3 separate regions of the Homo sapiens genome follow, and all the other regions are linked to region 1. A link is a loop called in an ENCODE intact Hi-C map of the cell type or tissue named here. Cell type or tissue: mammary epithelial cell. All regions are shown on one strand.

The links. A loop is a pair of places that touch in the nucleus more often than their neighbours do. Peaks named below come from ENCODE experiments on the same cell type or tissue, not always from the same donor. Only the 100,000 strongest peaks of a DNase experiment are listed, where the experiment ranks them.
Region 2: a loop joins it to region 1, with 5 times the contacts of the local background. A loop is called at or near these places in 3 of 110 quality-filtered maps.
Region 3: a loop joins it to region 1, with 4 times the contacts of the local background. A loop is called at or near these places in 3 of 110 quality-filtered maps.

The regions. Positions count from the first base shown.
Region 1 is chr9:109,517,937-109,522,936 of GRCh38, forward strand. It overlaps a transcript of PTPN3 not described here. Among named protein-coding and RNA genes, the nearest start is that of MIR3927, 8.9 kb to the left of the region's middle. In mammary epithelial cell, a CTCF peak has its summit at 2,742 (motif pointing left); DNase peaks (open chromatin) are centred at 2,755 and 3,055; H3K27ac peaks cover 315 bases.
Region 2 is chr9:109,399,329-109,404,328 of GRCh38, forward strand. The region is part of intron 19 of PTPN3 (protein tyrosine phosphatase non-receptor type 3); the gene reads right to left. Among named protein-coding and RNA genes, the nearest start is that of EPB41L4B, 81 kb to the left of the region's middle. In mammary epithelial cell, a CTCF peak has its summit at 2,316 (motif pointing left); a DNase peak (open chromatin) is centred at 2,303.
Region 3 is chr9:109,815,634-109,820,633 of GRCh38, forward strand. All of the region lies in intron 1 of PALM2AKAP2 (PALM2 and AKAP2 fusion), which reads left to right. Among named protein-coding and RNA genes, the nearest start is that of PALM2AKAP2, 38 kb to the left of the region's middle. RefSeq lists an enhancer at 565-1,764. In mammary epithelial cell, a CTCF peak has its summit at 2,432 (motif pointing left); DNase peaks (open chromatin) are centred at 1,028, 1,708 and 2,408; H3K27ac peaks cover 2,378 bases.

The DNA of each region.
Region 1 (5,000 bases):
TGGCAATGACTGCATCCATGATGCCTGTCAAGCAGGTCCTCTCTCCTGGCTGCAGCTCTTGCCAAATCCTTCACCAGCTCCCTTTCTTTTCCCCTGCAGGCCTAGGGGTGGTTACGGCTTCCTGCAGTGGCTGGTCTCTGGGTGCTTCACTATGGTTTCCTTTAACCCTGCTCAGGTCTCTCTAAGTAATCCCTTCATTACATACTCTCCAGTTACCTCTTTGTTCCCTCTGCTCCTGCCAAGACAGGAAAACAAAAACATTGACTGGAAAGAGTCAAGAATTCTGGGCTCAGTTCAATTCAATTCAGCAAACATTTACTGAGTGAGGTCCTCTCAGCCAGGCTCTATGCCAGGAGCTGAGGTTACAGAAAAGAACTCAGACATGGCACCCACCTCCTGCAGAGTTCACAGCTTCATGGGATGCTAGAGGGCCCCTGGTGTGGCTGCACTGGAGGTGGAGTAGAGGCTGAGATTGTCATGCCTAGTCCAATTGGAGGCAGAGAGATGCAGAGAACCTTTGGCCATAGGATGCTCCCATTGGACAGGTGCTGATCAGGGTGACCCAGCCTCTAGGTGATCTGTGTGGTCTGGGTGCCTCCTGCCATCTCCCAATCACCGTAATTAAGGCTTCCTTCCTTCTAAAGCAGGTTTAATTCACCAGCCTGCCAAGACTCCCCTGCCTCCATCCAGAGGGGTGTTTGGGAGAAAAGAGGAACACTTGTTGGAGTAATGGGCTTGAGGGCCCTGAGGTTACAACTGAAGTAAAGCTCTGGCTGGTATGTGTCACAAACCTCCCATTCAGGGCTCATAATTCCACAAACCATCTCCATTGACTTTAAAGAAGGACATGATCTTGAGCAAGTTCCTTCTCTGCCCTGGGCCACAGTTTCCTCATTCCTCAAACAGGGCTGATAAGGTCAGTGCAGGGAGGCTGACCAGTGCTGTTCATCCAGAAGACTGAGAATAAGAAAAAGCATACTTTAAAGGAGTCTGGCAAACTCCTATTCATCCTTCAAAAGCCAACTGAACATTTTACTTCCTCCAGGAAGACTTCCTGGAGCCCCCTAACTTCTCCTTCTCTTGTATTCATCATAGTCTCCGGTAACATGACCACCAGCCTGCCTAGTCCACTTGACCTCTAGATTCCTCAAACATCTGTCTCTTTCTCTCCAGAACCCAGCACTGGGCCTAAGGCATATCAGGGCATCAGAAAATGTGTTATGAACTGAGTCAAAAGGAATTCTTCCTGCAACAGAAGAAGTAGTGCAGAGGGTTCACGTTACAACTTTCGACTTTACAGTGGTGTGAAAGCAATACACATTCAGCTGAACATCAATAAGAGATACCAATACTTCATTATAAAACAAGCTTTGTGTTAGATGATTTTGCCCAACCGTAGGCTAATGTAAGTGTTTCAAGCATGTTTAAGGGAGACAGGGCTAAGCTATGATGTTCAGTAGGTTAGGTGTATTAAATGTATTTTTGACTTAGTACGTTTTCAACTTATGATGGGTTCGCTGGGATGTAACTGCATCATAGGTCGAGGAGCATCAGTAGTAATACCAGTGACCTTATCAGCCTTGTTTGAAGAATGAGGAAACTGTGGCCCAGGGCAGAGAAGGAACTTCCTCAAGGTCACATAGCCTGTAAATGACATGGTAGCGTTGGGACTTGAAGCCAAACAAACTTGCTGACTGCAAGGGCTGGACTCCTCATGGTGCAGGGAGGCTGACCCGTGCAGGGAGGCTGACCAGTGCTGTTCAGCCAGGAGATTGAGAATAAGAGGACACTTTGATGGAGCAAGTGCTCCTTGCCAGGAACTGTTAAGAGCACATTTGCATCAACGCACTTAACCCTGACAGCCTTGTGAGGTATATGTGTGAACAATGCCCAGTTTGACAGATTAAGATCCAGAGCCTTGAGATGATTAAGAAATGCATCCAAGGGCACGCTGGCTCACGCCTGTAATCCCAGCACTTTGGGAGGCCGAGTTGGTAAGGTTCATGAGGTCAGGAGATCGAGACCATCCTGGCTAACACAGTGAAACCCTGTCTCTACTAAAAATACAAAAAATTAGCCAGGCGTGGTGGTGGGTGCCTGTAGTCGCAGCTACTCAGGAGGCTGAGGCAGGAGAAAGGCATGAACCCAGGAGGTGGAGCTTGCAGTGAGCCGAGATGGCGCCACTGCACTCCAGCCTGGGTGATACAGCGAGAGTCTGTCTCAAAAAAAAAAAAAAAGAAATGCCTCCAAGATCATACCAAGAAGAGGCAAAACTTACCTAGATTTATCTAGAGCCCATGCTCTGCGCCATTGCATTTTCCCCAGGGAACTTGACTCCAATTTCAGATTAGGAAGAAAGACAGCACACAGCTCAGTGTTGTACTGTACTGTATTTGTAAGAGATTTATAAACAGAAATGTGCCTCTACATCATGGCTCCCCTACCTCCCCAAATAAAAATAAAGAAAGAAAGAAATGGAAAGGAAAAAAGAATAGTGCTTCTAGGAGCATCCCGAAGTATATGAATTGAGAGTTTGGAAAATTGACAGCATGACAGAGTAAACTGCAGGCGCCTAGCGGAACATGCTTGCTGTGCTGGGGATCAGCTGTGTGATCCTTTCCTTCTCTGGGCTTCAACTGTTCCCTCATCTTTCTTTCAGAGCCTTCTTGACAGTGTTTCCTTTTGGATTGGCAAGTATGTGGGACAGTTTGTGTCAAGCACACAGTCTCTTTGCGCCCTCTACTGTTCAGTTATAGCACTGTCCGTGGCCTGGTTTGTTAAATTCACGTACGTTAAGGTAAGGGGATGGTGAGCCACAAAGTGCGTCCACAGAAGGCCACAATGTCACTAAGCAAAAGCCAGTCCTCTTCCATCCTAGCAAAGACTCGAAAGTCCTGTTGATCCTGCCCACACAATTTCAATTATTTTCTTAAGTGCTTTTTCCTGAGTGCACTTGCACACACGCCCTCTACACCCACACCCAGTACCACCTGTTATTAGAGTTATCACATTGTATGGGAATTGCCGGCTGACATGTCTTTTTAAGCACGAGGCCTGGCATTACTCACCTTGATAGTCTCTCTCTGCCCTGTAGGAGAGTGTGTGACATGTATACCCTCCACTCAAGTGTATGGAATGTAGAGAACAATGAATCAACAAAAAAAGAGATGGCAATCTGGAGAAAGGTTGGGGTAAAGAGTTGCAGCCAGAGGGGGATGTTCTGAATTCAAAACTTTTTTTAAGGCAGGGTTTCCCTCTGTCGCCCAGGCTGGAGTGCAGTGGTGGAATCATGGCTCACTGCAACCTCCACCTCCCAGGCTCAAGCAATCCTCCCACCTCAGCCTCCCAAGTAACTGGGACCACAGGTGCGCACCCCCACACCCAGCTAAGGTTTTGTATTTTTTGTAGAGATGAGGTATCACCATGTTGCCCAGGCTGGTTTCGAACTCCCGAACTTAGGTGATCCGCCCGCCTCAGCCTCCCAAAGTGCTAGGATTACAGGCATGAGCCACCACGCCTGGCCTTGAGTTTGGAACTATTGCATCCCAGTTTCAGTAAGGTTCCCTCTGCCTGCAACATGTCCCACTTCCTTTGCCCAACTTCACCTGCATCACACCTCTCATCCTTGGGGTGTCAGCTTAGGAATGATCCCTTTGGGAAGCCTTCTCTGATTCCCACTTGTCTGAGTGAGATCTGTTTTCTATTTGCTTCCTCACATCCTGAGGTTTTTCTACCAAAATACTTATCAAACTATATTCCAACTCTGATTTAGTTGTCTTTCCCACTAGACTTGAATTTCCACAAAAGCAAAGACGAGGTCTAGCTTGCTCATCCTGGTACTCCCAGTGCTTTCAAGGGTGCTTGTGTTCATCCTTTTATTTGTAGAATGACTATTATGTTAGAACTAATATGAATGGGCTAACAAATTCCAAGATGGAAATGAAAATCATAGAAGGGACTCAGGGAGCATCTAGTCTTATCCCTTCATTTTACAGATGAGGAAACTGAGGCTTAGAGAGGGTACCTCTCCTTAGAGAGGAAACCGAGGCTTAGAGAGGCTAGAGCCTGTCAGTGGCAGAGCTGGAATTAGCGAGTTATAATGGGGACTTTCTGGGCTTTATTTGCTGTCTGATTTGTCTAAGGAATAAAGGTGTCTTAGGTTCTTGTGACTCAAAGTGTGGACGGCAGACCATCAGCATTAACCGCACCTGGGAATATGTTAAACTCTCAGGACTTACCCTAGACCAGGAGGGCAGCTATCTAGGCTTCTAAATCATTACAGTTCCTTGCAGGAAAGCCATCTGGTCAAGTGGAAAAGAAATCCTAGCCAATGTCTTGTGGCATTAAGTGCAGGCTATAGACCAAAGGCCAAAAGTGTGGGCCCCTCACCTCTCAAAGTTCAGACAGTTTCGAAGTCCAGGGCCTGGCCTGATGGAGGATGATGGCCAAGATTCAGGTGAGCTGACTCAGTGAATAAAGAGGCCTCGAATAAAGAGGACCTCCTGGAAGCACGGCAAAAGCTGACTAGCACGCCTGATGCTGCACATTGTAGCATCCAACCTTGCAGCTATTACACTAAACAAATATTTTTATAAATGTATATTTATTTATACAAAGAATTCCACCCACACTGCTCAAGGTGGTGGTGAAAGTAATATACGCGTACCTGCTAGTGGCATTGTAAACTGCAGCCTGTTTGGAAAACACTACAACATGTAATAACAACTATAAAGTGATTTATCTCCTCAGACCAAGGAATGCCACTCATAGGAAACCATCCTAAGGAGATAATTCAACACAAGTGAAAAGCCACATGCATGAGATGTTTATTAAAGTTAAAAGTGGAAAATACTAAATCAAAAGGGAATGGTTGAGCAAATTATGACATGGTATCTTCATGAAGACCATTCAACTTTAATTATAATATAATTAATATGTCCCACTTCACCTGCTTGGGGTACAATAGTGATGAAGAACATGATCTGTGGGTTTTCAGTTCT
Region 2 (5,000 bases), 120 kb before region 1:
GATATTTAACATATATTCTAATTGTGGCTCTATCTCTGACTAGTTGTGTGCCACTGGGCAAGTCCCTCAGCCTCTCTGATTTTCGTTTTCTCCATCTGTAAAAGGGTGATCCTCATCATGCTGGCCATATCGATTTCACAGTACTGTTGTGAGAGTTAACAGAGACAACATATGTGCACCACACTTGCTAGGTTCCAAAGTGCTCTAGAAATGCTAATTATTAAGTGTGATTTTATGACAGCTGGGACCAAATGCTTTCTGGAACACACTTGTGATTGTTTACTGAAAGCCACAGGAGGGACTTTTTTTTCATAAAGGGAATTCCCTTTATGAAAAAAAAAAAAATGCTCCAAAGCAAGCACTGATAGAAACCAGCTCTCGCAGAAGGGAATTAAGGCTACCCCAGGGCAGGTCTTTCGTGCCATGGAGTGGGTGGTGTGGACACCTGCAGTGGGCCCTGCTGGGGAATAGCCCCTTCCTCTTCCTACTCCTGTCCAGTGTACACCCCCATCAGCCAGGACGCCCACCTGCCAACCACACTGGAGAAGGTAGAGAACTGGAACACCAGGACTAGACGACCCAGAGCTCCAAACCCAGCACAACACAGTTACCTTTTTTTTTTTTTTTTTTTAGCTGTTATCCTGGCTGGAATGCATTGGAGCCAACACGGCTCACTGCAGCCTCAACTTCCCAGGCTCAAGTGATCCTCTCACCTCAATCTCCCGAGTAGCTGGGACCACAGGTGTGTGCCACCATGGCTGGCTAATTTTTTTATGTTTAGTAGAGATGAGGTCTTGTTATGTTGCCCAGGTTGGTCTCAAACTCCTGGCCTCAAGTGATCCCCCTGTTTTGGCCTCCCAAAGTACTGGGATTAGAGGCATGAGCCCTCATGTCCGGCCTGTGACCACCTCTTAGGCAGACATTGGGCATGTTCTACAGACTCTTGGAGCCTCCCTTTATTTATAAATAATAACAGCTATTACTTTTTATGGCACTTTGACCACATACCAGACAACACATTAAGTATTTATCTCATCTAACTCTTAAATGAACTCACAAGATACCCAATTTATATATGGGCAAACAGAGGCCACAGAGGTTAGGGGACGTGCCTAAGGCCACACAGGAAGTGAGGGTAGAGCCAGGATTTAAAATCTGTCTGGCTCCGTGTAGGGAGACAGCCTCTCAGATATTTTCTAGCTCAGATGTTCTATTATTCTAATAACAACTCTCATACATCAACAGCATTTTGTAGTTTTCAAAGGTTATTTCAGAGTGGCTAAGAACCACCCCTTGAGTTGGCCAGCCTGGGTTCCAATCAGCCTTTGACATTTACTGTGAGACCTGGAAGAGGTCACTTAACCTGTCCAAGACTGTGTTCCCTCATGCCTACAACTGGGATAATGACAGCATCTATATAGGGCTCTTGTGAGAATTACCTAAGGTGATATCCTTTAAAGCCTGTGGCACATAGTAAGTGCTCATGAAAGCTTTCCTTTCCTACTAGTTTCTCATTTTATCTGGTTTCCTTTTCTATGCCTCTCCTCTGGCTGCTCTGTAAAACACCATTCTCGCACCTGTAACAGTGGTTTTCACATGATGGTCTGTTTAGCCTAGGGCTCCCTGGGGGCCAGTGAAGGAAGACTGAAGAGGCTGGGCTTTGAGGACCCTACTGGTTCCATCACAGGTCACAGAGCAGACCTGCTTTCATCTGTTCTGTATTTTGGAATTCTGCAAATGATTTTATTAAAAAGAAGGGTTTCCTACTTAAATATCCTACTTGAGGAACTGTATAGACAAAAATGAAGGAAACGTGTACATGCTAAAACGCAACCCTAAAATGTATACGTTCTCCTTTTCTTATGCTATCATCCCACCATACCCTCCAAAGACAAAGCCTCGGATGCACAGCAGTGGTTCCGGTTGGGTCTTCACCTCCTCTCCTCTGGAACAGCGTGTGCATCAAAACAGGTGCTGATCTTGTTAAAAGTATCAGTATCTAGGTCCCATCCTGGTGCTGCCAATCCAGTAGCTGTGGGCGGGGCCTTGATTTAATAAACTCCCCAGGTGATCTCCATACAAGTGGTCGGAGGGTCACCCTCTGAGAAACACAGGTAGGGGACAGGGTGGGTATTTATCTCTAATGTCTTTGAAAACTTTTTAAAAAGTTGAACACTTTTCAAGGGAAATCACCTGTGGGATTCCCATATGTAAAACACACCTCAAATTGGAGCCACCTGCGTGAAGGAGGTTTCATGAACACCGAAAACACCAGCCTTTGGCTTTTCCTCAGTGAGAGCCCACAGCGCCTCCTTGTGGACTATCTGATAAACTGGAACCAGTTCTCGCAGGGCTGAAGGACGGTGGTCACCTAGAGGCATTGCCCAGGATCTGCACTGCGCTGTCCACCCAGGTAGGCCTGTCTCTTTATGCTACGTGATACCCCATGAGCTTTGTCTGCATTTGGGCTGAGATTTTCCTGGAATATGCTCCCCCCACACACTTAATCCTAATCACCCCTTTATTAATCCCACACATCTCACTCCAGGGATCTCCTGGAGTCCCCTCACCTCCAGTTGCTGCAGAACATATATTCTGTATAATAACATCTTACCCTGTCTTGGTCTTCAGCTGTTTCTGGGACACATGATGTACCTCCTAAAATACACTAAAATTAGACTGTAAACTCCTTGGGGCCAGAAACTCCCCTCTCCTTCCCTCATCAGGTTCCTGATCCAGGGGAAATACCCAAGACACACTCGCTAAATCAACAAACAAACGACTTCTCACTGCCTTTCCTGTCCTCTCTAATACCAAAAAACCGGTATGCACTGTGACTGGCTCTTAAGTTCTTCCTTGTTTCGATTTTGGAGTGTGTGAAAATATGAATGAGTTTTACTGCTCAAAATGTGAACTTTTTTGAAAGGCAAGGCCAGAGAAGATAACCTCTACATTTCCTTTTTTTTTTATTTTTATTTTTTGTGAGATGGAGTCTTGCTCTGTCACCTAGGCTGATCTTGTCTCACCGCAACCTCCGCCTCCTGGGTTCAAGTGATTCCCCTGCCTCAGCCTCCCAAGTAGCTAGGATTACAGGTGCCTGCCACCCCGCCTGGCTGATTTTTGTATTTTTAATAGAGACAGGGTTTCACCATGTTGGCCAGGCTGGTCTTGAACTCCTGACCTCAGGTGATCCACTCGCCTCAGCCTCCTTAAGTGCTGGGATTATAGGTGTGAGCCACTGCACCCAGCCTACATTTTCTTCTTTTTAACCAAAAGTGTGAACAGCCTCCTGTAGGCCACTGAAAAAAAGGGCTATTTCCCTTTGTAGAATACTCAGTAATATATCTATTAGTTCTATTCAAGTAATTATAGTTACTACCCTTTTATCCAGACTTCATTTGCATAAGTACATAATTTTTGTTTTATATTGTGTCAAGATGATTAATTAAAAATTTTAAATGGCTGGGTGCAGTGGCTCATGCCTGTAATCCTAGCACTTTGGGGGGCTGAGGCAGGTGGCTTGCTTCAGCCCAGGAGTTTGAGACCAGCCTGGGCAACATGGCAAAACTGCATCTCTACAAAAGAATAATAAAAAACAAATTAGCCAGGAGTGGTGGTGCATGCCTGTAGTCCCAGCTACTCAGGAGGCTGAGGTGGGAGGATCACTTGAGCTTGAGAGGTAGAGGCTGAAGTGAGCCAAGATGGCACCACTGCACTCCAACCTGGGTGACAGACGCCCTGTCTCTAAATAAATAAATATATTAATTAATTAATTCCCTGTTGATTGTTTTGGCGGGGAAGTCAGTCACCTTTACTTTTTGGCTTGTGGATTTTTGCTTTCTACTGCTGTTCAATGCACATTGCTTTAATGTGTTTTCACATGCATCATAAAATCAATCTTTCACTCAAAGCTCTCTGCTTTGCATTCCTTCATTTTAAACATTCCTATTACTCATGCCTTCCTCAATTACTCTGCAGTCACACACATTTCACAAATGTCCGAGTTTTGCTTCTTTTTCCTTTATGTGGTTTTCTAATAAATAATGCATTGTTGATTTCTGTTCTTGAGTCCCATGTGACTCTCTTCCTGAATTTATGAACCCAGACTGTTGTTATTTCTAATGATGATCTATTTTCTTTTGTTGACCTATTTTATGCTTTTTGGTGTTATTTCTTTTATTACAGGAATTACTCTGTTTTCTTCTACTTTTAAATAAATTTGGGAGATGGGCTGGGTGTGGTGGCTCACACCTGTAATTTCAGCGTTTTGGAAGACCGAGGCGGGAGGACGGCGTGGGACCAGGAGTTCATGACTGGCCTGGGCAACACAGTGAGACCCTGTCTCTATTTTAAACAACGACAACAACATATTTAAAAAATAAAAATAAGAAAATAAATTTGGAAGATGAACACATTCTATTTTAATTCTGTTAGTGATCAGTAAAACTGGCTTAAAAGCTGAGTTTCCTTTGGTTCCCTTTTGTTTTATAAAAAATGTCTGTGTGTACCTTTGTCAACAGCCTGAATCCTATGAATCACAGGTTCCCCTGGGGAAGATGGGGGTTTGAGTTTGGTTTCTTACTTGTGTTTATAGGGTTCTGGGCAACTTGGGAGGGCGAGACACTATGCCCTCATGGGATAACACTAATTGCTCCAAATTCCAGCACATGGCTGGGGGTGGTCAGAGAGCTGGTTCCTTCACCCACAGCCACCTCTCCACTGCCTTCCACTGCTGGGAGTTTTGAGCTTTTGTGTTGGCAGTTAAATACACTCAGAGTCCCTCCTCCTCAGTTTCTGGCATGTTTCTCCATGACTACCAAATGTTACTAGAATAAGAGGGTGAGACAGAGTTCAGCGAGGGTGGCCACCCTGATCCCTGCTTGCTGCTCCGAGCCTGAGAAGGGGGCTGCCTGCTGTGCCCTGTTATCCACGACAAGCACAGGCCTCGCCCTGTCAGTCCTCAGAGACTCAGTTGACTGCTTTTGGTTTGTGAAACACAC
Region 3 (5,000 bases), 300 kb after region 1:
AGTGTCCATTGAACATACCAACTAGAAGGTAACTGGTGGCCCTCACAAGAATGGAAAAGCAGGTTCAGTGAGGTTGTGGAGTGTGGAGTTCAGCTGAGAGGAAGTTGGGGATTAAATGAAGTCTTTGTCTCCCTAAGTGGTGTGGCTGTGAAGGAAAGAAGAGAAGTAAGTCTTAGCTAGAGAGGGCATAGGATTTGCATGGATTGTTTTAAGAAGAGGAAGTCTAAATTCTTAGGTGAAGGAGTTAGGAGAAAATAGTGAAAGAGGTGAAATGCAGGTGAGTGGAGGATAAATGATGGTATGGGGTCCCTGAGAGGTCAGGGCATGATGGAATTCAAGGTACTGGTTATTAGCCTTTTTATGTACAAACAAAAAAGATATTGATGTTCTATTTATGCTAAGTATGGGCTTGTCCTGGGGAGAAAGTATCTTTAACTGAAGCTAGAGAGTTGACAAGGAACATGTACAAAGATCCCTGGACAGTGTTGAGAGCTCAGATAAGGTTGGAGACCACAGATTTGTAGTGTCGTTCTCCTACACTCCAGGGCACCTTATGTAGGTGTTTGATCTTGGGAAATGAGACTGTGCTTAGCTCTCATTTGGGATTTTTGCCAGATACCTGGATGTAGCCAAAGGACGAGGAGGCAAGATTGTTGAGGATATAGGAAGACAGTGCAGTGATTGGAATGGATTGTTCACATGATCTTAGGCGAAAAGACATAAAAATGAAGACAGGAGGGCTATGATGGACTGGGATAAGATAGAGGAAGCTGGAGATTAGAAGATTTGAAAAGACCCAAGAGCAGAGGTGTGAGGACAAGCCAGTGAGAGACAGGGAAAGAGGCGAGGCTGTGGTTGGAGTCTGGGCCGCTGCACCTAAACAGTTCCACATTTAGTGATGAGGCCAGATTTCAGCCCTGAGTGCAGATCGTTGAGGAGAGTGAAGATCAAGGTCATCAGAGTTGAGGTTTTCAGGAAACTGTGGGAATAGGGTTGAATGAGTCATGAACACAAACACTGAAGTCACCCCGGATGATGGTGGGATTTCATATAGCTCCTGTGAGCCAAGGAATGAAGTCATCAGTGGATGTACGGAAGTGACCAGAAGATCAGCTGGGGACAGAGTTAAGGAGAGAGGGAACAAGGGAACAGATGAGACTTTTTCCATGAGGGCAGAGGAGTCATGGTCTGGAAATGACATGAAGGAGAAAGAAAAGTGCCAAACCCACTTCCTGATCCTAATGCCATCTGGCTTAAGAGCCCATATTCATTGAGTCTGAAATGCAACGGACAACTACCAGTTTGTCTGGAGGCGGTACAAATACTCTTCTAATATTTTTTTAAAAACTATAGGATGTAGTCTATTTTCAACTTTATTCAACCAGATTTATTTACCCCTACCGAGTTTTCTAAATCAGTGAATCAGTATTTTAAGGAATAAATCTTAGGCACATAAAATGATAGGAATAAAATATGTATTATAAAGCTTCTTTAATCAATACAAGCTATTCTTATAAGTCTATTGGTTAATGTCTAGATTGCCGTGCCCACTTAAAATGGGAAAACATTCCAGTTGGCACTTTGTGGATGTTGAGTTGCTACTTGGACACAGTTACTGGCCTTTTGGTCTGATCAGAGGCCAATTTTGAGCTAGGAGTTTCCCATGCATATGCATGATGTCCTACTATCTGTGATACATGCTGGGCATCTGAGCCTGCCTGGTATGCTAATGATCAGACCAGGGAAATGCACATCACTGTGAGTCACAAGGGTAGCACGTCTAATCTAAAAAATTCAAACCCCTATAATTAGAGTTCAGATGTCTTCATAGCTCTATTCCTCAGATTTTTTTGATCTGAAAAACAAAAGCAAACAACAAACAATTGTGTAAAAATAGACAGTCTAGGCTTGTGTAAATTTGCAGTGGAAATCTGCCTCTCTGATGAGCCATACAGTGTCTATGGGTTGAAAAACGAAATTCAGAAAGCAAATAGTTGGTCACCTTAGAGCCCAGAGGGATGCTCAGAATTCCCTAACCTCACAGCGGTGACTACTGAAAGTTTCATTCTGTTTTATGACTTGACTTGCAGCGAGGAAGGTAGCACAGCTGTAAACCAGCTGTATTTTATTTACGCTTGGAAACAGGGCCCCTTTGTTCCAAATGTTCCTGGCCCCCTCCCTCAATTTCATGGATTTAGGTTGTTAGTGGAAAAGTAGTTGTTGAAATATCAGTTCACTCTTGGAACCTGCCACTCACCAGGACTTCTGGCAACCAGTGAGCCTTTTTGTGATATGCAGCAAGGTAAAGAAGTCGTTAAGTGGATCTCCCACATGTTCCTCTGTGACTTCATTCATAGAAATGCGCTGATAACTGAGTTACATTAAGCGCAGTCTTCCCAGCTGTCTGAGGACATAAGGGATGTAGCGCCTCCTAGTGGAGGGAATTTCTTAGCATGTGTTCAACCCCGCACATATTTTTGGAATGAGGCAAGGTATTTAAAAATAGTGTACGCTAATGAATGTATTTATTATATCTGGGTAGCAGCGAAACAGAAAAGGTATAAATAAGCCTTTCGAAAAATGTACTTGCTACACAATCTCTTTTTTTTTGACAAGTCAGCCCTTGAATACAAATAATCTTTTAATGGTGAAAAAAATGACTGAATCATAGCATCTTATAAACATAGGAGCTATGGGTATCAATAACATGGAAACTGAAGCTGTGGTTATTTTTGAGTGGAAGAAGAGGGATTAAAATTGGCGTGGGGCACATGGAGAGGCTTCTGGAAGTGGCTAGCAATTTCTATTTATTTTTAACTGGGTGGTGATTACAAAGGTGTTTGCCTTATAAAAATTCATTTAGCTAAACATTGGTTTTATGATGCTTCTGTATCTGTATTGATAAGAAGGTAAAAAACATAAAAACTTTTCATTAAACATACTACCTGCTAAATTTGCTTTTTAAGGAAAAACCTCAAAAATGCTAAGCCATGTATACTTTTTATTTTTAGAGATGGAGTCTCACTGTGTTGCCCAGGCTGAACTCAAACTCCTGGGATTAAGGGTTTCTCTTGAGTAGTTGGGACTACGGGCGTGCCTGGCATGGTTTTGACACTTTATTTCACTGTACTTTCGAAATAAGACTTAGGTACCAGTGAACACCTACATTGACAGGCCTGGTAATATCATTAAAACTTGAGCTTTTATGTTGTCTGTGGCACAGACTCTCTTCTTTCTAGTTCTTCAGAGAACTCCAAATTCAGTATTTCACTTGGAACATCCAGTTGCCATAGAAATGACCATGTAGGTTACAAGTTCATTTTTGTAACCAGTCAAAAGGAGAAACTAAGAATGACACGAAGGCATCTTTCCATTGGAAAAAAATCCTTTGCAGAGTCCCAATTTGAGAAAAAATACATTTTGCTTTAGAAGTGAGAGGCGAACAGATGAATTAGTAATGCTGAAATATTTGACTCCTTCCCCCACAGGTGAAAACTCCTGCAGAGCATCTTATAAGAAAAATTATTTTAGAGCAATATAGGTGATGGCAAATTGACATTGGGTTGTAATATTCTATCCAACATAGTTTAATTCTGAGTTATTCAATCATAACTAAATTTATTCAAGACATAGAATACATTTAAAAATTCATCTTAAAGGAAATTTCACAAAGGCTTTTACATTCGTGTAATCCAGATGAGAAATGAAGATAGGGGGCGAGCAACAAAGTTGAAAGACCCAAATTGATTCCGGAAGGACTTGCCAAGTTTCTATAATGCCTCATTAGCTGCTTATGTGGCAGGGAGACCTGGGAAGAGCAATAACTCTTTTCTAGGTTCTCAGGTTAGGGAATGAGATTTTGACGTGGCCAATATGATCTTATATGTCCATTTATGTCTTTTACCTTATCATTTTCTTTTACCTTATCATGGACAGAGTGGCCCCCCAGAAGCACAGGATGCAAGACAACACACATTTCAGTGGCTGCTCCTTCTGCATACATCATTGAGCTCTGCCAAGGGTTTGAACACACACACACGTAAATAAAGGCCTAATTATGTGTGTGTGTGTATGTGTGTGTGTGTGTGTGTGTGTGTGTGTATTATATGTATTAAGCTCTTTTTCCTTTCTCCATAGCACTGCATATACAAAGATCAGCCACCCTGAGTTGAAATAAACTGTCATGATCTGTTTGGCATTGTGAGATCACCACTCATCATAAAATAAGCTTTTTAAAATGTTAAAATTGAAGTGAGAGCATGAGCACAAAGAAACAAGGACCAGAAGGTGTTTATAATCATGAAAAATTGGGAACAATTCAATAGGAAAACAGGAAAATGGTTAAATATGATATGTTCGGAGTATGGAATATGATGCAGCAGTTACAAGTAGTAAAATAGATCAGTATGTACTGACATGAAGAAAATAGACTTACACATACCTTATGTAAAGGAGGTGAGGAAAAGGAACAATGGTCTTTTCTGTATTATTAGAATTTGAATATCAAAATTGGATTCATATATTACTTATATAATTAAAAAATTAAGTTAGTCAGACTTAGAACTCTTTGAAATCTAATTTTTGAAAGTTAATTTATGCCATCTGGAGGCAAACATGCCAATGTGATTGAAGTTTCAGTGGTAACCTGAATCCTCAGTCTCGTTGCACATTTACTCTGAAGACATTCTCAAAAGAGAATTGGAGAGGAAATCCACCCAGTGTGTCCCCTCATGTATGTCTGTCTGGGATGCTCCAGTGGTGAGATGCCGTCACCTCAGTCCATTGTGTTAGTTTATTGCAATGTTCTAGGGTTCAGTCTCAGCCCCATTCCTGCCAACTGTTAGCTTAAGGCCCTTGGGCAAAGGAGATAAAATTGTTCAGGGCCAACAGATCTCAGAGTTTCTTGGAACCTTAAAAGGAGATGACCCAAACATTTCTTATTCAAGATGCCACCAGCTCCAGTCACTCACAGTGACTTGCCACAGGGGCTGGTGATGTTA